2 separate regions of the Homo sapiens genome follow, and region 1 is linked to region 2. Evidence: chromatin loops called from intact Hi-C (ENCODE). Cell type or tissue: endothelial cell of umbilical vein. All regions are shown on one strand. Each heading gives the region's core, and the rest is flanking DNA. Links, peaks and the distances in the headings are about the cores only.

Region 1 (11,355 bases), core at 3,281-5,780, 120 kb after region 2:
AACTCTGATGAAAGCTTTCTCCATTCCTGCCTTGAGTCTCTCTTCTCAGATACTTATAGTAAGTTTCCTATCTCCACTCAGCTTTCCACCCCTTCCCTCCCTCCCTTCCTTCTTTTTGAGACAGAGTTTTGCTTTTGTTGCCCAGACTGGAGTGCAGTGGTGTGATCTCGGCTCCTGGCAAACTCTGTTTCCTGGGTTCAAGCCATTCTGCTGCCTCAGCCTCCAAAGTAGCTGTAATTACAGGCATGCAGCACCATGCTCAGCTAATTTTGTATTTTTAGTAGAGACAGGGTTTCTCCCTGTTGGTCAGGCTGGTCTTGAACTCCCGGACTCAGGTGATCCACCGGCTTTGGCCTCCAAAAGTGCTGGGATTATAGATGTGAGTCACTGTGCCTGGCCTCCATTCAGGTTTCTTAGTTAATTAAAACCCAAATTCCATCCTGGCATTCTTCTGAATGTTGGCATGCTCATTTAAGTTCAGGCTCAGAAATAATGACTGGAATAATCTCATCTGGGAGAAGGGAAATGGGAATTCTAGAATATCAGCTAGTGTTGAATTGAATTGATAAACCAGTGGTGTCTCTTTATAGTATCTAATTATACATTTTTATGATGAAATATTTTTACTTGTGATAACACAAATTCCCTAATGAGGAAGTGATAACGCTTCTCCTTTGAAACAGTAACTATGCTTGTTGGGTTGGTTATAAATGCCCTTTTTCCAAGCACCATCAAAGTAGAAATTACACTGAACCCACTATATTTTCAGTTATATAACTGAGGCATAAACAACTGCATGGGTGTTTAAAATCTGTACTTTTGATAACATTTCGACACATCTGTACATTGAACCTTCAGCACTATTAAGAAAATAAGCATATCCGTTAATTCCCCATATTCTTTCATGTTCCCTTAAAATTTTTCCCTCCACTACAGATTTTACTTTCTAGAATTTTACATAAATGCTATGGTGTCTTACACATTCTTTTTTATTTTATAGTGTTACTCAATAAAATTATTTTGAAGTTAATCAGTGTTGTTTTATGTATTGGTAGTTTTTATTCTTTTTAATTTCTGGATTGTATTTCACTGTATGTATACAGTAGAGTTTGTTTATCCATTCAACTCTTGATGGGGTTTCAGGTTGTCCCCAGGTTTTTGCTAATAAAAATAAAACTGTTATTTATACTTGTATACATGACTTTGATTGGGTAAGTGCTTGTATATATTTTGGATAAATAACCATGATCAGAATGTCTGAGTTATAAAACACGTACATTATGAACTTTTAAAGCAGCAATCCCCAACCTTTTTGGCACCAGGAACCGGTTTTGTGGAAGACAATTTTTCCATGGACCAGGATGGGGAGAGGAGGGTGATGGCTTCAGAATGATTCAGTCACATTACATTGATTGTGCACTGTATTTCTATTATTATTACATAGTAATAGACAATGAAATAACTATACAACTCACTATAATGTAAAATCAGTGGGGTTGGGGAACAGCTTGATTTTATACATTTTAGGGAGACATGAGACATCAATCAATGTATGTAAGAAGTACATTGGTCCTGTCTAGAAAGACAGAGAGAACTCAAAGCAGAGAGGGGGCTTCTGGGTCACCGCTAAGTGAGACAAAACTGGTTGCATTGTTTTGACACTTCCTGGGCCTCTCCTGTGCATGACACACTTCCTGCTTGTCTGTGAAGGACACACTTCCTGACTCTCCCCTGTGCAGGACACACTTTCTTTCCCTGGGTGTGCAGTATACACTTCCTGTTTCTCTTCTGTGCATGACACACTTTCTGTTTCTCCCCTATGCAAGACACACTTCCTGTGCTTCCCCTGGGAATGACACCCTTCCTGTCTCTCCTCTGTGTAGCACACACTTTCTGTTCCTTTACTGTACCTGACAAACTTCTTGTTTCCCCAGTGTGCAGGACAAACTTCCTGTGTCTCCCCTGTGGGGAACATACTTCCTCTCTCTTTCCTGTGTAGCATACATTTTTTGTCCCTCCTCTGTGAGTGACACATTTTCTGTTACTTCCATGTGCATGACACACTTCCTGTTTCTCTATTGAGTGCACTTTGACACACTTCCTGTGTCTCCCCTGTGCATGAAACACTTCCTGTTTCTTCCCTGTGGAGGACAGACCCCCTGCTTCACCCCTGTGCAGGACATACATTCCATTCCTTTTCTGTGTAAGACACGCTACCTGTTTCTCCTCTGTGTATGATACACTTCCTGTTTCTTTCCTGTGCAATGCACACTTCCTGTGCCACGGCTGTGAATTACACCCTTCCTGTTTCTCCTCTGTTTAGCACACACTATTTCTCCTCTGTGCATGACATATTTCCTGTTTCTCTTCTGTGCATAACAAACTTCCTGTTACTTTTTTGTTTAAGACACACTTCCTGTGCCTACCCTGTGAATGACACCCTTCCTGTTTCTCCTCCATGTAGCATACACTTTCTATTCCTTCTCTGTGCATGACACACTTCCTGTTTCTTCACTCTGCAGGATACACTTGTGTCTTCCCTGTGAGGAATCCTCTTCCACTTTATTTCCTGTGTAGAACATACTTTTCATTCCTCCTCTGTGCATGACACATTTTCAGTTATTCCCATGTGCATGACACACTTCCTGTTTCTTTCCTAAGGAAGACTCACTTCTTGTTTCTTCCCTGTGCAGGACACATTTTCTTTTGCTCCCCTATGTAGAACACACTTCATGTTTTTCGCCTGTGCAGGACACACTTTCTGTTTCTCCTTTGTGCCTGATGCACTTTTTGTTTCTCTGCTGTGCAATACACACTTTTCGTGTTTCTCCTGTGAATGACACACTTCTAGTTTCTTCCCTGTGTAGCAGACACTTTCCATTCCTCCTGTTTATGATCCATTTTCTGTTACTCCCAGGTGCATGACATACTTCCTATTTTTCCTCTGTGCATGACACACTTCCTGTGCAAGACACATTTTCTGTTCCCCCTGTGCAAGACAGACTTCCTGTGCCTTCCCTGTGAATGACATTGTTCTTGTTTCTCCTCTGTGTAGCACATACTTTCTGTCCTTCTATATGCATGACATACTTTCTGTTTCTCCACTGTGCAGGACACATTTCCTGTGTCTCCCTTGAGGGGGACCCATTTTTCCTTTCTTCCCTGTGTAGCACTCACTTTCCATTCCCTGTCTGTACATGACCCATTTTGTGTTACTCCCATGTGCATGACACATTTCCAGCTTTTTTTTCCCTGTGGAAGACACGCTTCCTGTTTTTCCCCTGTGCAGGGCATGCTTTCTGTTTTAAATCTACGTATAACACACTTCCTATATCTCCCGTGTGGGGGACACATTTTTCTTTCCTGTGTAGCACACACCTTCTGTTCCTTCTCTGTACATGACACATTTTCTGTTACTTACTGACATGCCCATGACACGCTTCCTGTGTCTTACTTATGCAAAATACACCTCATGTTTTTCTTCTGTGCAGGACTTACTTTCTGTTTCTTCCCTGTGAAAGACACACTTCCTTCCTATGCCTCTCCTTTGAATGACAACCTTCCTGTCTCTCCTCTGTGTTGCAAACACTTTCCATCCCTCTCCTGTGCATGACATACTTCCTGTTTCTCCACAGTGCAGGACACAGTTCCTGTTTCTCTCCTGTGCATGACACACTTCCAGTGTCTCCCCTGTTGGGGATTCACTTTTTCTTTCCAGTGCAGCACACATTTTCCATTTCTCCTCTGTACCTGATATATTTTCTGTTACTCACATATGTAAGACACACTTGCTGTTTCTTCCATGTGCAGGACACACTTCCTGTGTCTTCTTAGTGCAGGACACACTTCCTGTGCCTCCCCTGTGAATAACAGCTTTCCTGTGTCTCCTCAATGTAGCACATACTTTCATTCCTCCTCTGTGCAGGATACACTTCCTCTGTTTCTCCTCTGCAGGACACATTTTCTGTTTCTCCCGTATGCAAGACACACTTCCTGTCCCTCCCCTGTGAATAACACCTTTCCTATTTATCCTCAGTGTAGTAAACACTTTGCATTCCTCTGTGATGACACATTTTCTGTTACTCCCATGTGCATGACACACTTCCGGTTTCTTCTCTATGCAGCACCCACTTTCTGTTCATTTTCTGTGCATTACCCCCTTCTTATTTCTCCAATGTACAGGACACAGTTCCTTTTCCTTTGATGTGTAGGACACACTTCTTGTTTCATCCTTGCACAGGACACACTTCCTGTTTTTCCTTTTGCAGGACCCACTTCCTTCGTCTCTCCTGTGCAGCACACTTTTCCTTCCTCCTCTGTGCATGACACACTACCTGTTTCTCCAATGTGCAGAACACACTTCCTGTGTCGTCTTTGTGCAGGACATACTTTTTGTTTCTCTGAGAAACTTCATATTTCTCTGCTGTGAAGGACACACTTCCTGTGTCTCTCTTGTGCAGGACACACTTCCTCTTTCCTGCGTAGCAAAGACTTTCTGTTCCTCTATTCATGACACATTTTCTGTTATTCCTGTGTGCATGACACATTTTCTGTTTTATCCTTGTGGAAGAAACGCTGTTTCTTCCCTGTGTAATATATGCTTTCTATGCTTCTGCTGTGTAGGACACACTTCCTGTTTCTCCCCTGTGCACCACACCCTTCCTGGTTTTTCCCTGTGCAGGACACACTTTCTACTCCTCCTCTGTGCGTGGCACACTTTCTGTTTCTCCACTGTGCAGGACACACTTCCTTTGTCTCTCCCATGCATAGCACCCATCCTGTTTCTCTGTGTGTAGCACATACTTTCCGTTCTTCCTCTGTGCATGACACATTTTCTGTTAGTCCCATCTGCATGACTCACTTCCTCTTTCTCCCTTGTGAATGACACTATTTCTGTTTTTCTCTCAGTGTAGCACATACTTTTTGTTTCTCCTCTGTACATGACACACTTCCTGTTTCTCCCTGTAGAGGGCACACTCCATGCTTCTCCCCTGTGTAGCACACACTTTCCATTCCTCCTCTGTGCATGACACGTTTTCTATTACTCTCATTGTGTCCAGAATTGGTGGGTTCTTGGTCTCACTGACTTCAAGAACGAAGCCGCGGATCCTCGCGGTGAGTGTTACAGCTCTTAAGGTGGCGTGTCTGGAGTCTGTCCCTTCTGATGTTCAGATGTGTTCGGAGTTTCTTCCTTCTGGTGGGTTCGTGGTCTCGCTGACTCAGGAGTGAAGCTGCAGACCTTCGCGGTGAGTGTTACAGCCCTTAAGGCAGAGCGTCTGGAGTTGTTCGTTCCTCCGGGTGGGCTTGTTGTCTCGGTGGGCTCAGAAGTGAAGCTGCAAATCTTCGCAGTGAGTGTTACAGCTCATAATAGCAGCGGGGACCCAAAGAGTGAGCAGTAGCAAGACTTATTGCAAAGAGGGAAACAACAAAGCTTCCACACTGTGGAAGGGGACCCCAGGGGTTGCCACTGCTGGCTCCGGCAGCCTGCTTTTATTCTCTTATCTGGCCCCACCCACATCCTGCTGATTGGTAGAGCCGAGTGGCCTGTTTTGACAGGGCGCTGATTGGCCCGTTTACAATCCCTGAGCTAGATACAAAGGTTCTCCACGTCCCCATCAGATTAGTTAGATACAGTTTTGACACACAGGTTCTCCAAGGCCCCACCAGAGCAGCTAGATACAGAGTGTCAATTGGTGCACTCACAAACCTTGAGCTATGCACAGGGTGCTGATTGGTGTGTTTACAATCCCTGAGCTAGACATAAAGGTCCTCCAAGGCCCCACCAGACTCAGGAGCCCAGCTGGCTTCACCCAGTGGATCCCTCACCGGGGCTGCAGGTGGAGCTGCCTGCCAGTCCCGGTGCCGTGCGCCCGCACTCCTCAGCCCTTGGGTGGTCGATGGGACTGGGTGCCATGGAGCAGGGGGTGGCGCTCGTTGGGGAGGCTCCGGCTCCACAGGAACCCACGGAGTGGGTGGGAGGCTCAGGTATGGCGGGCTGCAGGTCCCGAGCCCTGCCGGGCGGGAAGGCAGCTAAGGCTCTGTGAGAAATCTAGCGCAGCGCCGGTGGGCTGGCACCCACCTGCCACTGGGACCCAGTACACCCTCCGCAGCTGCTGGCCCGGGTGCTAAGTCCCTTATTGCCTGGGGCCAGCAGGGCTGGCCGACTGCTCCGAGTGCGGGCCCGCCAAGCCCACGCCCACCCGGAACTCCAGCTGGCCCGCAAGCGCTGCACGCAGCCCCGGTTCCCTCTCGCGCCTCTCCCTCCACACCTTCCTGCAAGCTGAGGGAGTGGGCTCCAGCCTTGGCCAGCTCAGAAAGGGGCTCCCACAGTGCAGTGGTGGGTTGAAGGGCTCCTCAAGTGCCGCCAAAGTGGGAGCCCAGGCAGAGGAGGTGCCCAGAGCAAGCGAGGGTTCTGAGGACTGCCAGCACGCTGTCACCTCTTATCATGTGCATGACACACTTTCTGTGTCTTTTCTCTGAAAGGCACACTTCTTGTTTCTTCTGTCTGCATGATATACTTTCTATTTCTCCCCTGTGCAGGACACACTTCCTGTGTCTCCCCTGTGCAGGACACACTTTGTTTCTTCTTTGTGCAGGAAACACTTCTTGTTACCCTCCTGAGACAGATACACTTCCTGTTTGTCTTCTGTGCAGCATACACTTCCTGTGTCTCCTTTGTGCAGGACACACTTTCTGTTCTTCTATTGTTCAGGTCATACTGCAGGCCACGCTTTCTGTTCCTCCTCTTTGCAGGACACACTTCCTGTGTGGCCCCTGTGCTTGACACATTTCCTGTGTCTCCCATGTGCAGGACACACATATTTCTATACCTCCCCTTTGCATGACGTACTTCCTGTTTCTCCCCTGTGCAGCGCATAGCTTCTGTTCCTCTCTTGTGTGTGACACACCTCCTGCATGCCCTGTACAGGACACAGTTCCTGTTTCTCCCTTGTGCTGAACCTAATTTGTAGGTTTTTTTAATCCCTCACCCGCTCCCACTATTTCCCCCAAGTCCCCAAAGTCCATTCTATCATTCTAATGTCTTTGCCTCCTCAAAGCTTAGCTCCTGCTTATATGTGAGAATATATGATGTTTGGTCTTCCTTTCCTGAGCTACTTAGAATAGTCTCCCGTTCTATCCAGGTAGCTGCAAATGCCATTAATTTAGTGCTTTTTATGGCTGAGTAGTATTTCACTGTATTTATTTCACTGTATGTATGTGTGTGAATATATATGTGTGTGTGTATATATATATACACACCCACTTATACACCACAGAGTGTGTGTGTATACACACAGACACACACACAGACACACACCAGAGTCCACTCATTGATTGATGGGCATTTGGGTTGGTTCCATATTTTTGCAATAAAAACTGCAATTACTTTTGTACAAAACACAATACTATTCTATAGGCTGAGTACTCTTCTAAGCATTTGAGATACAATATCATACAAAACAAATAAAACTCATCTTTTATGAAACTGATATTCTAGTAGGATAAGAATAGTAATGAACAAATGGATATATTTTTCGTCAGGTAACGGTAATAACCGGAAAGAAGAACAGCAATATTAAGAATAGCAACTCACGGAGATTGTTTTTGTAGAAACTGGTTTAGGAATACCTCTCTGAAAATATTATATTTTGAAGGAAGTGAGAAAGCATATGAAGTTGATAGCTGCTGGGAAAAGCAAACAAGAAAGAAGGAAAACAATGGCAAGAAAAATCTCCTAATATAGCAGTGGGATTGAGATGTTTGAGGATATGGGTGCAGAAGAGTGGTTGGAACACAGAAAATGGAGGTGACAAAAAGAAATTGGAGAGAATGGGAGGAGAGGTGGGTGAGGATTTCATAGGCCTTCTAAGGACTTGCTTTTACTCCGTTGAGATGGGAATCCTTGGAGAGTTTTGAGAAAATTAGAGATGTTCTTTTACTCAGTTTTTAAAAAATCAACTACAGACTGAAGGAGGACACGGGATAACAGAAAGAAGACTGATATGAGGTTATCATAACTGGCAGTGAAAAAGAGGATGAGGTATGAAAAAGGACAACATTGTGGCACGGGAAAGTATTTGTTCTGGATATATTTTGTAAGGCTAGTACATAGAGGAAGTTAGTAGATTTAAGTGTGGGCTGTTCACAAAAGGGCAACAGAAATATTTTAAGATTCTTAGCCCCATCCTGGCCAGCATGGTGAAATGCTGTCTGTACTAAAAATACAAAAATTAGCTAGATGTGGTGATGCATGTTGTAGTCTCTGCTACTCGGGAGGCTGAGGCAGGAGAATCACTGGAAACTGGGGGGTGGAGGCTACAGTGAGCTGAGATTGCGCCATTGCACTGCAGCCTGGGTGACAGATCGTGACTTCATCTAAAAAGAAAATTAGGCTATGCAACTGTTAGAGAACTGTTAGAGTAATGGTATAACTTTTTTGTGTAAGTGGGAAATATTTCAGGGACAAACTCAGGTGGGAGGTAGTGCTCAAGACAGTATTTTTAACAAGTTAATCCAGAGATGTTCAATCAGGGATCAATGCCATGAAGCTATGCCTCCTATTCCAGCAAAACAGCTCAGCTGATTCCCACTATGCACCTGCTGATATTAACACAGTCAGGAACAAATAGCAAAATTAATTTTATAAGGGGATGCTTCCAATGTCTTAAAAACATCAAGGACCTAGGAACTAATAGAATGACAGATGTGAAGTATCTTATCCAGAAAACTATATTGTTTAGAGAAATTTTAAAAGACCTTGATAAAATGAGCACAAAAATACAGTTAAGAGCCAGGTGAGGTGATTTATGTGTCAACCCAGCACTTTAGGAGGCTGAAATGGGACAATTGTTGAGTCCAAGGGTTTGAGATCAGACTAGGCAACACAGGAAGACTCTGTCTCTACAAAAATTTTTTAAAATGTTTGGCCAGGATGGTTGTGGATGTCTATCATCCCAGCTACTTGGAAGGATGAATGAGGGGTAGGATCGCTTGAGCCCAGGAGGCTGAGGCTGCAATGAACTATAATTGTGGCACTGCAATCTAGCCTGGGTGACAGGGTAAATCACCTTCTCAAATAAAATAAAATAAAAATGCAATATGCTAGAAAAAAATAAGTTCTATTGTTCTGTAGCACAGTAGGGGGATGAAAGTTATCAAGAATTTACAATATATTTCAAAATAGCTAGATTTAAAATATACTAAGCAAAACAAAATAATACGTGTTTGAGGTGATGGTTACCTCGATTACCCTGTTTGGATCATTGAACATTGTATATCTGTATCAAAATATTATATGCACTCCCAAAATATACACAACTATTATGTATCAATAATAAATAAATAAATAATTGCCTCAATAAATGGAAAGAAAGATATTTAAAACATCTGGAGATGTCAATAATGCATCTTGTTGTGAGTGCAAATTCGTGGTGGGATATAAAATTTTGGAGTTTTCTTCCAAGATTCTGGGAGAAGAAAAAAAGTCATTGGTCCAGATATAAATGTAGGCATTATCAAGAAATGAAAGCTATTTAACCCTGTAGAACAGGATGATATCAAATACAGAGTTAATGTACAAAATATAAGCTCACTCTAAAACTGAGCTCTGGAACTCTCAAAATTTTAGAGTATAAGGGAAATACAGAAAAATATCAAAAATACAGAGAAAGAAGTTGCCATTGTTCTAAAAGGAAGTCCAAGAAATGGCATCATGTCAGAGAAAAAGTAAGGAAATCATCACCTACTTCAAATGAAGCTGGTAGAACTAGTATGTTGAAATTATACAAATGACTGCTGGAAATGTCACCAAAGAGGCACTAGTGGCCTAGGCTATAGTAGTGTCTGCACAACAATAAGGAAAATCTTATTGGAGTAGCTTCTCAAAGAATATCAGGAAATGAATTAAAGATGGTGAGTATAACTGGAGACACTTGGCATTACTGAAGTAAGTATCTGAGTTTTGCCAAGTCTAGATGGTTTGTGTGTGTGTTTGTTTTAAGGTAGCTTATATTTCAGCGTGTTTTGAATTGATGGAATGATCAACTTAAAGATTTATGAAGGAATGGCCAGGCACAATGGCTCATGCCTATATTCCTAACACTTTGGGAAGCAGAGGTAGGAAGATTGGCTAAGGCCACGATTTCAAAACCAGACCGGACAACTTGGTGAGATTCCATCTCTACAAAAATAAAAATAAACAAATTAGCTGGTCATGGTGGTGCTCACCTATAGTATCAGCTACTTGGAAGGCTTAGGAATGAGGATGGTTGGAGCCTAAGAGTTTGAGGCTGCAGTGAACTGTGATTGCCTCACTGCACTCCAGCCCAGGTGACACAGTGAGGCCCTGTCTCTGAAACAAAACAAGTATTGATGATGGAAAAGGTTATCCATGGAGAAAAGAGAGAGGATATAATAGATGAATCATCCTTGTGTAGATGAGAGGATATAAGCACGAGTGTCCAAGTGGAGTGGATATTTCAGAAAGGAACAACAGGAAAAATACATTCCTAGACAAAGGCTGGGAAAATCACATAATTTTCTGAAACTTCCTTCTCCTTTTCTGTGATGGTCACACTCTCCAGCATAAACCTTAAAGACGCATGCAAGATTTCTACACAGGGAATCTAACTCAAGTCCCAGGGTTCAGAGTTATAAAAGAAGGCTACTCAAATACGTATATATTCTTAGATGACTAGCCATGGTGCTGAGCCCAAAAACCACAAAAGGCTCACATCATGAATCATCATATTTACAGCAAATAAGGTTGACAGACCAGTTCATCTTGACCCACTGCTTGGGTATACAGAACAACATATTTTCCTAGTGGCATAGACAATTTTTTTTTGTCAGTTTGTCTGAGCTAAGGGATGCCCAAATAGTGAGAAACACATTATTTCTGTATATGTTAGTGATGGTGTTTCCAGAGGAGATTAACATTTGAGTCAGTAGACTGAATAAAGAAGATTGCTCTCACCAATGTACGTTGGCATTATCCAATCCCTTGAATTCCTGAACTGAATAAAAGAATTAAAATTAAAGGTTAAGAGCAAATTTACTCTCTCTTCTGTATGTGGGACATCTGTCTTCTGTGCTCAGTCATTTCATTTAGACTGTAACTACACCACAAGCATTCTTGGGCTTGCAAATTGCAGAAGGCAGATTGTGGGATGTCTCAGCCTCTATAGTAATGTAAGTCAATTCCCCATAATAAATATCTTTCTATATATCACTGTATATATCTTATATGTTTTTGTTTCTCTAGAGACCCCTGACTAATACATAAAATACATATCTGAATGTTTCACTAGTGTTGTTCTCACAGTTTGATCAAGGGTCATTGTCAAGGCTGCAGAG
Region 2 (11,355 bases), core at 3,389-5,888:
CACACATTCTGAGAGGCAAGTGAGTGGGCACACAGAGAACTTGGATTTGGAAGTCCTGGACTTGGATCCTGACCAGATTTGGCTTTTTATTTTACATGTCCATGGTAACAACCCTAAGGCAATTCACCTAATATTTGTCTACATATTTCAAAGTTATAACCAAGCAAATCGGTAAAATAATGTATATTCCATATTTCAATGTTAACAAAACATTTTTATAACAACCTGGAAGGATAGGTACAAACTGGGTGGGCAATGGGGGCTGTGAACCAGAGAGGGGGTCTGGGGAACTGGTCAAGCCTGAGACCTGTCCCTTTCTCTTCCAACCTCCAGGCTATCTCCTAAGCTCCTCCAGCACTCATGGGTAGAGACCCCAGCCTGTACGTCTGTATTATTTCATCTGCCTCCTAAAACACATCCATAGGCATTCAACCCCTAATGCATATCTGTTTCCATCCACTCTCCCAATTCATGTCTATTTTCCATCAATCCCTCCCAACAATGGCCATTATATTCCACTCATTCTTCATGGGTATTTGTGCTCCATCCATCCCGCCCATGCACATCCATATTTGATTCACCTCATTATTATGAACCCATATGCAATCTTGGGTCCATATTCCATCTTTCCTCCCACAAGGTCATCTATGTTCTGCTCACCCAACCACAACACAAGTCCTTATTCTGACCTCCCAGCAGCCACCACATGGCCCCTCCTCTGAATAGAAGAATCCTTTACAGGCACGACGTAGGGAACAAGCCATGCTAATTCTGGAAGTGGGTGGAGAGTCATTTGGACTGGATTATCCATGGTCCTAGATACCCAGAGTGGGTTCTAAACTGAGGTATAGAGCTTTGACATCTTGGAGTCCTTGCACAGATGAATGTGGCTGGAAGAAGTTCAGAATTCAGTCCTTGAAAGCAAGTATCAGCACAGGAGCTCTTCTAACCTAGATTTAAGGGTCATACTTTTCTTATGCTTTTTGTGCCATCAGTGATTGGTCCCAAGGGTTATCGTGTAACCAGTTCATCTCATGGCATATATCTTGGTCTATTCCAGTCCTGCTATGACATTGTTTGATTACCAATCACCAGGATGAAAATTACCCAATGCCAGAAACCACTTGCAAACAAAACAATGATAAAAGGAACAAAATCTGTTCTACATGCTCCTCAATGACTAGGAGTCTACCCCTGAATTTGGGTCCAAAACTAGGTTTGGACAGACTATGTTAGGTACAGGCACCCTAACCAATCCCTTGGGAGGCCACCAAGGACATTAAGTTTCTTTCTGAATGCCAAGTATTCCCTTTGGTGCTCAGACGTTGCCAGGCACACTTGGGATCTGGGAAGAGAGGGTAGCGGCAGAAAGTTCATTGTCCTGCTGGTAGACCGAGAAAATCACATATGACCACTGGCTCTGCAATCCTCTATCCCTGGGACTTCCCTCTCACATGGTCATCTTCAAGTTCAGCATAAGTTGCTACACAAGTCGGGTATCTATTATTGCATAGATTAGCTTTGGCTTTCAACCACGATTCACTGAGCCAGATACATAGAATGTAAACTCTTTTCTATCAAATATGTTGTACTTCAATAGTTTATTTAGGGATGGCTCTTTTTTGGTTTGAGTATCTTCCCTTATCATCTCTGTAAACATGAGGATCCATCTGGACCATAATTCTCTTTCCACAGGCCCACTCCTTTTTTCCATCATATGAATTTTCATAAAATAGATTGTTTACTTGACTTGTCTCCTCCCTGTTCTCATAAGCAAACTCTGGCATTTGATATCTATGGAGAAGGAAAAAAATGCTTATCTCCTTTCTTACTAAAAGCCTCATGGCACTTCGCTTTGTTCATAGAGGTTTATTTTATCTTTTCTGTTGCATAAATCCAGGTATTCTGAAGCATTAACTTCAGTTCTTTCTAATTCTTCATGTACATAGTCTGAGTTCCTGTGGGGGTATTATGTCTAACTTTCCTCCTTCAAGGCTGAAAGAGACCTTGGTACTATTTAACACTTCTTTAGTGATTATCTTTGAACTCATAGTTACATACTAACTATTGAGACTCTCAGTGGAAGGACTTATGATTCAAGCAGATTTCTCCTTATGTGCTACTTCTTTGTAGCATTATTCACCATGGTCCCCTTTGGTTTGACATCTTCCCTCCATTTTATCTTTTTTATTCTTCTTTGAGATATTTCTAAGGCAAGGGCAAGGGTAGAATGCTCATCTAGACATTTCTTGCCCTTCAGTGCATTTTATAAAATCAGTAGAAATCAATATGCATTTGTCTTGGACTCTCCTTTCCCTTTGGCATATCACATGAGCAGCATTTTAAGTGAACTGGCTTTGTGAACACAGAATCTTATGGACCCATTAACATCAGAGGCACATATACACCATGGAATACTATGCAGCCAAAAAAAGGATGAGTTTATGTCTTTGCAGGGACATGGATGAAGCTGGAAGGCATCATTCTCAGCAAACTAACACAAGAACAGAAAACCAAACACTGCATGTTCTCACTCATAATTGGGAGTTGACCAGTGAAAACACATGGACACAGGGAGGCCTGTCACACACTGGGGACTGTCAGGGGGTGGAGGACTAGCAGATGGCTAGCACTGGGAGAAATGCCTAATGCAAATGATGGGTTGATGGGTGCAGCAAACCACCATGGCATGTGCATGCTTACGTAACAAACCTGCACATTCTGCACATGTATCCCAGAACTTAAAGTATAATAATACAAAAAAAGAATAACTATTCATAACACTTTAAAAAAAGTGTTGGACAAGCCACTAAAAATGAGTGTATCCACATTCTTCTTTGTCCTATGTTGCATGTTGCATTGACTATGTGAGTCAAGAATGACACTCACATAGAAATAAGTACCTGAATATCTGACGTTGTGGAAGAACCAACTATAAGGTTCTCTAGAAAAGAATCAGTCCAAGGAAATTGATCTTTGAAAAATTCACACTAAGATATTTTTTAACCACAAAGAACCTCTGCTTTAACTTCCTAAGAGGAAACAAATACCTCAACCCCAATAGCTTATGTCCTTCAATGCTTCCTCTATTTCATGTTCCTCAATTCCAGTTCCCAAATGTCATGCGGTTGCATCTACTGGGTGCAAAATGGGGAAAATAAGGAAACCCAGCCACAAGGGAATCAAGATTTCCATTCCATATAGAAGATGAAGTAAGGCCTCTAGAAAGAGATTAAGGCTGGTGAAAAATAAGCTGATGATCAATATCTGTCTCAGAACCTTTCTTTGGCTACTCTACTTTGCATACTCTCCTTCCCCTGGGTTTTGTTTGTTCCTCCTGTAGGTAAATCACAATCTCACATCGACTTCTTAGAAGCTAAGAACTAAATGGTGAGATTACTCTACCAACGTCCTATGCAAACTTAGAGGGGAAATGAAAAGCAAATAGTAAGTAAAATTGGTAGATCCATCATGATAGTGATTTGCTCTTAGCAAATGAGCCCCAAGAGGTCTCCTTGAAATTATATCCATGGCAAGATTACCTCCTTAAAGAAACTGTCTCCAAATACTGTCAACTTCTGCAGTACTGTGGGTTAGAATTTCAGCATATGAATTTTGAGTAGAATACAATTCTATACAAAAGGTATAGATCAAAGATTTCTGTATGTTAGATCTCTGATGATGGCCCCAATATTTCATTTTTCAGGGATGTCTTCTTGGTTGGGTTTGTCATTTTGGTAAAAGGAAGGCACCTGTCATATCTCCTGCCATAATCATCACTTGAAGATTAGAAAGCCAATGTTGGGGGTCCCTAGAAGGTGATAAGTATATACACTCATAATATATATTCTGAAACATAAGATACAATGGCAGGATGGTTTGAACCTATTTTGCTCACTGTGAGATACAATCACATTACAATTCTATTTAAGTGACCCCCCTAACAGCCAGCCCAATGAGTCCTCATTCTGACTCAGCTACCCTAGAAGCATTCCAAGTCACCAGGGACATGTGCTTAACTCTGAGCCAATGATCTATAAATCCTGAAAGAGCCTAAATTTTTTTTTTCTCATGTGAACTTCTGTTAATGGCTTCCAATCACTTGGATAAAGTGCTTTGGATGTTATCAAGGTCTCTCTCTTTAAGGACACCATTCAAAAGATTTTTAGTCATGAAATAACTGAGGTCTGGATATGGTTGAGGGTCCATGACTCAGGATCACGGTGTCCAAGAGAAACACCCACTTACCCCTATTTTATTTCCCCGTGGTGGACAACAACGTAGGCTCTCTCCATATATTGGGTTCCTAGGGATGCCACGATAAATTAACCTGCAACAAAGATCTCTGCGAATAAAACATTCTGGTCTACAGACTGCCCAGTGCCTCTTCTGCTATTAATGTCTAATGGTTAAACAATCTCCCTTGGTCTTGCCTGTTTCCTACTTCCCATGACTTAGTGAACCTGTTTCAAATGACTCACAAACAAAACCTTCATTTCCTGCATTCACAAGGGCAGATAAGGGAACCCATTTGCCAGGAGCAGGTTTTTCCCTTCTTCATAAATTTCTTGATGCTTTTATAAAGAGAGAAAGCATCAAGCCCTCCTGGGGAACAAAGATGTCAGATATGTGGATCCCATATGCTAGATCCACCCAAACTTTCACCAAAAGTCTTCTGATTCCTCCTTTCCTATTGCTGCAGGGGCTTTCTGACATCTATGTTTATTTAACATTCAATCACCAACAGATCAAACAGTTAAAAACCCTCTCAGATCCTCTCGTAGATGCAACTATGGAAATAAATTCTTATTGATTTACAACTTTTTTCTTTTTACCTTGGCTAGCATGATTAGAATATATTCCTATTTCCACACATATTCCCTGGGCTTGCAGATTTAAAAAAAAAAAAAAACCCTGCAAAATAGTGCCCTATTTTGGTGTACTTCTCTTGTTCCAGGATTCACCTACGGTGTAGGCTTCTCTTCTTCCTGGATTCATCTGTGGTGTAGACTTCTCTTCCTCCTGGTTTCATCTGTGGTGCAGACTTCTCTTCTCTTTGGATTCATCTATGGTGTAGACTTCTCTTCCTCCTGGATTTGTTTATGGTGTAAATTTCTTTTCTTCCTGGATTCATCTATGCAAGTAAACACAGAGCCTGCTAGGATCTGACTCTCATTATAGGTCTGGAGACCACAAGAAGTCACAAGGGTAGGGTATGAAGAAAATTTGCACTTCCTTATCAGGTAACATCTCAGGTAATATACTTCAGGTGATGTAATAGATCAGGTGAGGATATTACAAGTTCTTCAAACAAGGCAGAGACAGCCTCATCAAAGTTTCTTGAGTTTCCTGAGCAACGATACATTAGGGTAGTCTGAAAGGTTTGCAATACACTTCTTGGAGTCACATACTTTCCTCATCAACTTCACAAGAGACTTAGAAAATCCATAATTAATCTTTTGTTGAAATCACAGTATAATACTCCTCTTTGGAATTTCAGATACACCAATTCTGGGCCTATAAGAAATTTGATCTTTTGGCTGGGCTCATTGGCTCATGCCTGTAATCCCAGGGCTTTGGGAGGTTGAGACAAGCAGATTACCTGAGCTCAGGAGTATGAGACCAGTTTGGCCAACATGGTGAAAACCTGTCTACTAAAAACATAAAAAGTTAGCCGGGCGTGATAGTGCCTGCCTGTAATCCCAGTTACATGGGAGGCTGATGCAGGAGAATTGCTTGAATCTGAGAGGCCGAGGTTGCAGTAAACCGGGAGGGACAACTGCGCTGCAGCCAGGGTGACAGAAATCAGATCTTTTCTTTAAAGTCCGTGATAATAAAGTTATTAATATCCTAGCTATTCCATGAGCTGAGAAATTAACATTTTGAACCAGTGACTTTTGTTCCTTAACATTCTAGAGCGCAGTAAGAAGTAGCCAGCATATTCCACTGTCCCGGTATTCCTAGATCCTATTAAAATGATTCATTGCAACAGTCATGTACACAATCAAACCAGTTCTTTCACTATGCATTGCTTTGAAATTAACAATTTAGGTGACTTTTACCATAACATCCAAGTGTCAGTTCAAATAAAAAGGACCCACCTAAAATTCCCATTACCTTGAGGCTGTTTTATCCGCATCTGTTACAGGAACCAATAGACAACGACTTTTCATTGGCAGACAATAGAATCCGCTTAATTTACTTTAGGTAGAACGGTCTACATTATTAAGTATTTTGTAGTTTAAACATTTTATTTTCAGGGAGAAGCCAAGTCTCAAGACATCTCTTGAAGAAAATATTGATCTGGTCAGTAGAACATTCCATTTTTCAGCAGAGAATCTCAGAAGGAAGAAATACGATTGATCCCCAGAGCTCAGTGAGGTATCTTGTCTACCTCATACAAGCAAGTGAGGCTTTGAGAATGCCTCAAATCCGAGAAACTAAAATGGGTCCTAGGAACCTTCAAAGGTTTCTGTGATAATTAATATTTTGCTTACTTAGCCTGGAAAATTCTAGGAGGAACATTAAGAACAGAGCTTAAAGAGATATTAAAAAATGAAGAGGGATTTGGAGAATGTGAATATGCTACCTTCATGCTTAATTTACTTGACACTTAGGTCTGGAGACAGAAAGTTGAATTGCAGGCATCTAATTAAGTGGACAATTTATATATATGTGTGTGTGTGAAAGAGTGTAAGTTTCATTAAATTAACATAAAACTATTGAGTTCACTTAACACTCTACATAAATATATGTGCATGTGTGTGGATACATGTTCCCCTAAACACACATAGCACATGTATTTATCATGTTAACAAATGCCATTTGAAAGCCATAAACAGAATCAGTGTTTAGAAATTATGAATAAATCTCTGGTTTAAAAATTGTCTAACCTCTAATTGTGCAATATTCTTTGGTATGATCTCAAGGGCTTGAGGTTTGACTCATTTTACATTAATGGTACATAATCACAAAAACAACCAAATATAGTCCTAATACAGATGTTCCAGCTAATTTTTAGGAAGTTACCATAATTATACAACCACCATAATATATACCTTGATAAATATTGTTTTGATTAATAATCAAGAAATCCATGTAAAAATAAACTTAGGAATTCCATCCCTTCTTTTTTGATATAGTCAGCATTAAGTGGACAAGAACAGCAGCGCTCAGCCTAAGTTTTTATTTCCATTTTATGGTGGCTTATGCTTAATATTGCAACTTTACTAAGGTCAATCTTGGTTGGTGCCGTATACATTTTCCAGGGCAATGTTGCTACATTGCACATTTTGCATCATTCAACTAATGCTATGTAAACACATTTTATAGTAAGATCTATGAAACAGAAGGGAAAGAATATCAGCAATTTGTTTGAAGAAATGCTTTTAATGAGTCATTGAACACTTAAATGACATAAAAAGCCTACATGATATGTAAAGTTGTCAGAGGGAAAACTTCAGCATGGTTATGTTATGCCAAATCTTTCTAACAGGAAAACTTACAATGGCTTAAAAATCAGGAGGACTTGATCAGTTCAAAACAAGTCCTTCATTAATGGACTACATACATCCAAGGCAGCAGGTCCAGAAAGGGTATTATCACTCTACATTTCATTCAGCAGGAGGAAAGAATATTGTGTATTCAGCAATCCTCTTCCCCTAAAATGTAATTGTGCCTCTAAAGTGTAAGGAGTTTTGGATCTTGTAAAATGTGCTATACATTAAAACTAGTACTTAGTAGACCTGGGCATGATGTCATTTCCATTAAAGTAGGTGAATATCTCTCATTTAGCTTCCCTATATCTTTTCAGGCTGTCTAGCTTTGAATTGTTTTATGTTGCTAATGGCAAATTTTTTTTCTCAAAAATACAAAAATAGTGAATAATTTACTTTTGTAAATTTACAAATGCATTAAATGTGTTTTTGTAGCTAGTTCTATTCTTGTTATTTAATAGGGATTCTAGATCAATCTCCTGGAATACCTTTACTCCAAAGGGAATACACTAACATAATTTACACAATTAGTTGATTTATTCAAATATACAATGTGGGAGTAGCATGTGCACACACACATACATAGTAAGTCCTCAGTAACATCGTGTGTGTGCGTATATGTGTGTATGTGTATATATATGTGCATATATATACACACACAGTATATGTATATGTGTATATATACATGTTATGTATATATATATACAGTATGTGTGTGTGTGTATATATACAAACAGAGTAAGTATATATATGTATATATATACATATATATATATATATACACGCACAGTAAGTCCTCACACAATATCATCAATTGGTTCTTGGAACTTGCAACTTTAAGAAAAACAACACATAGCAGATTCTTGATTAATATTATTTTCTTTCAAATTTGTTACATTACAATGTCTATGAGGAAAAAAATATTTCATTATGTCATTTCTCTTAAATTTGCAGTTTCCAAGAATCTGTCTACAACATTAAGTGAAGACTGATTGTGTATAAATACAAGTTTACTTTCCTAAGATATATAAAATGCATTTATGTGTATCTATTCAAATAAATTTTCATATATATCTATATACATATATTTTATATATGTAAGGGTACGTGTACTTATATATGCACATATAATACATATATATATAATGTGTACATAAAATCTTTTTGTGTCCATCTGAAATTAGAAATTAGAGACATATACAATATTGAGTTGTTATACATTCACCAAAGACATTATCATCTTTGGTTTGCAACATTTCAACCCCCAGATTTTATGTCTAAACAAGATTAGAGGACTTAGCCCTGACTTTCTGTTAAGTATTGAAGTACAAATAACTTCAAAAATTCTTTACAAACCACTATTCAGTTTAACATGTTGAAGCAAAATCAGGATTTGAATACTTCTGAGTGCTTATGAAACTAAAAATTTTTCACTCTTCTTCCCTGTCAAAGAGGGTGTGTAAGAAATATACTTTCAAGGACCAGAGGCATCACACATCTTTCCTTTTTGTTCAAGTATTTTTGCCACCTGTCATTACATTCCTGGAATCTTATATTAAATACATACTCTAAATCATACATATTGAAAATCAGGCAAGGCTTTTGGTTTTACTGCTATGAGAAAGAGTTGAAGCTCTTGAGTTTTGTCCAAAAACTACAATAACAATAATAATCTCTCAACCCAGTGGCTCTATCTTTTTACAGCTATTCTCTTTCTTTACTCTGTTGCTATTTATTCACTCCCAAGTCATTTCTTCACCCAATTTAATCTGGATTTCACATGGTCCAGGCATAGTAATTGCACTTGCTAAGCTCTCTGATTCACTTAATTTTCAAACTCAGTGAACAGCAAATAATTGCTGATATTGTTCCACTTTCCTAGAATATCTTTCTCCAGCTACAGCTTTCAACATTCTAGCCATCTTCAAGTGAATGCTGAAATGCTATTTCTTTCATGGATTATATTGTTTTCTTTCCCCATTCCCCAGCTAAAAGTTATCCTTTCCTACTCTTTTTTCTTTTAACATTAAACTCTATCTAAAAGGACTCTGTTAATTATAAATGCAAAGAACTAGGTAAAGCTGTCTTCTTATCCATTTTGATAGAATTATTCCTAACACATTATACCTATTGTCTTTTAACCAGAAAAATGAAAAATGACACTTAACTCAATATGCCTTAGAATAGACCTACTTGTGGGCATATCATTGTCCCCTACCTAACAATGAATTCCAGAGAACAATGACTATTTTTACTCATCATTTCATTTCTGACAGTTTTTAGATAATTCAGAGCAGGTTGGAGGTACTTAACACACATTGCATTAAATTTCCTTCTTTTTGGATCAAACATTCTTTTATCTGAGAATGTATTTAAAGTACATATAAAACATGTTTCTTCTCTTATATATTTGATATTCATACCTCAGAAAAGTCTGACATTTTTATACCACATAAGAATAATACATGTGTGTATGCTTCAATTAGAATTACTGTTTCTTAATATATTTTGAATTAGCCCAACCATCACTGATCACTAATGGAAATGGTTCTGCCTATTACAAATAGATATGGCCTCAAAATTTTCATTCCACTGCTGAAAAGGGATACTGCTATTGAGATTCAGAATTCTGACTTTGGATAAAGCAAATCTCTTCTGAGTTAAGTGGCTGTGTACAGGCTATCGGACCCCTAAGCCTTTGTTTTGTAAAGCCAAATAAATACAGATGTATATATCTAAAATTAAAACATTTCTTTGGGAAGACATACTTGCAGTTCAGGGCAGATACATAGACCTGCTTCTCTTCATGGTATCTAATGAACAAAGAGAAAGTTAGAAGTCTTAGGAAAAGGAGAAATGTTATGTATTCCTCTTTGAGAAAGTTCATTAGCACTAGTAAGGTTTTGGGGAGGGGGCAAGTTTCGATTTGTCAGTGAAGGCAGCCATAGTTGGTTGTTTCAGCAACCGGTAGATAAAACCTGTTTTAGATCACAGCAGGTAGTTTTAGCTGCTGGACCTGCAAAGAATTCCACTTTTTGGAGCAATCCTCTGTGCCCTGAGTGCTTTTTCCTCCTGGTCTCTTGACTCTTGTTTTCATTGGATATGGCAAGAATGACTCACTTCGTAGTCATTCTTAGCCTGACTTGAATTTGTCTTCACAGTTTCTTAGCCTGACTTGAATTTTTATCAAAATCTTGCTACCGCTTACCTCGGTGGGCAATTGTGAAGAACAAATGATGGAAACAAGCAGAAGGATCAGTGGAGTCAAAACAACACAGAAACTGGTTCACTGTAGTTTTTGGTATCAGTTAGAAGTTACTGAATGAAAAAGTAGATTAAACCATCAGATAGTAGGAATCCCATGTGAGTTTTAGGATTGGAGTATCCTTTAAAGCAAATCTGACCCTCCCAAGACACATTTAAGACTCAAGCAGAGTGGCAGAAATTGAGAACAAAATAAATTTATAAAAGCTTCTAACAGGTCAAGTATATTCCTGAGTAGCATTTATCAAACTCCCTAAAATCTCTTTACATTCTTCAAACTTTTTGAGAGAGATTAGTTGATGTAGATTTACCTGTCCAATATGTACCACTGTGTATGTTAAAACTGAGAATTAAAAATATATATAAACTAATTTTAAAATGGCAATAATAAATATTACAAATTAATAAACACCATATTTTGGTGAAAATAACTACATGTTTCAAGGCAAAAAATAAAAAAAAAATACTGAGAAGTATGGCATTCTTTTACATGTTTGCAAGATTTCTTTTTTTTTTTTTTTTTTGAGATAGAGTCCTGCTCTGACGCCCAGGCTGGAGTGCAGTGGCATGATCTCAGGTCACTGCAACATCTGCC

The links. Peaks named below come from ENCODE experiments on the same cell type or tissue, not always from the same donor. Only the 100,000 strongest peaks of a DNase experiment are listed, where the experiment ranks them.
Region 1: it touches region 2 in a loop (15-fold over the local background); 1 of 110 quality-filtered maps calls a loop at or near these places.

What each region holds. Positions count from the first base shown.
Region 1 is chrY:17,038,013-17,049,367 of GRCh38, reverse strand. No RefSeq gene overlaps it. Among named protein-coding and RNA genes, the nearest start is that of FAM41AY1, 460 kb to the left of the region's middle. RefSeq lists an enhancer at 4,254-5,453. In endothelial cell of umbilical vein, for the core only: no CTCF peak of the experiment used is centred there; no DNase peak of the experiment used is centred there; H3K27ac peaks cover 1,336 bases.
Region 2 is chrY:17,160,192-17,171,546 of GRCh38, reverse strand. No RefSeq gene overlaps it. Among named protein-coding and RNA genes, the nearest start is that of FAM41AY1, 340 kb to the left of the region's middle. In endothelial cell of umbilical vein, for the core only: no CTCF peak of the experiment used is centred there; no DNase peak of the experiment used is centred there; H3K27ac peaks cover 2,083 bases.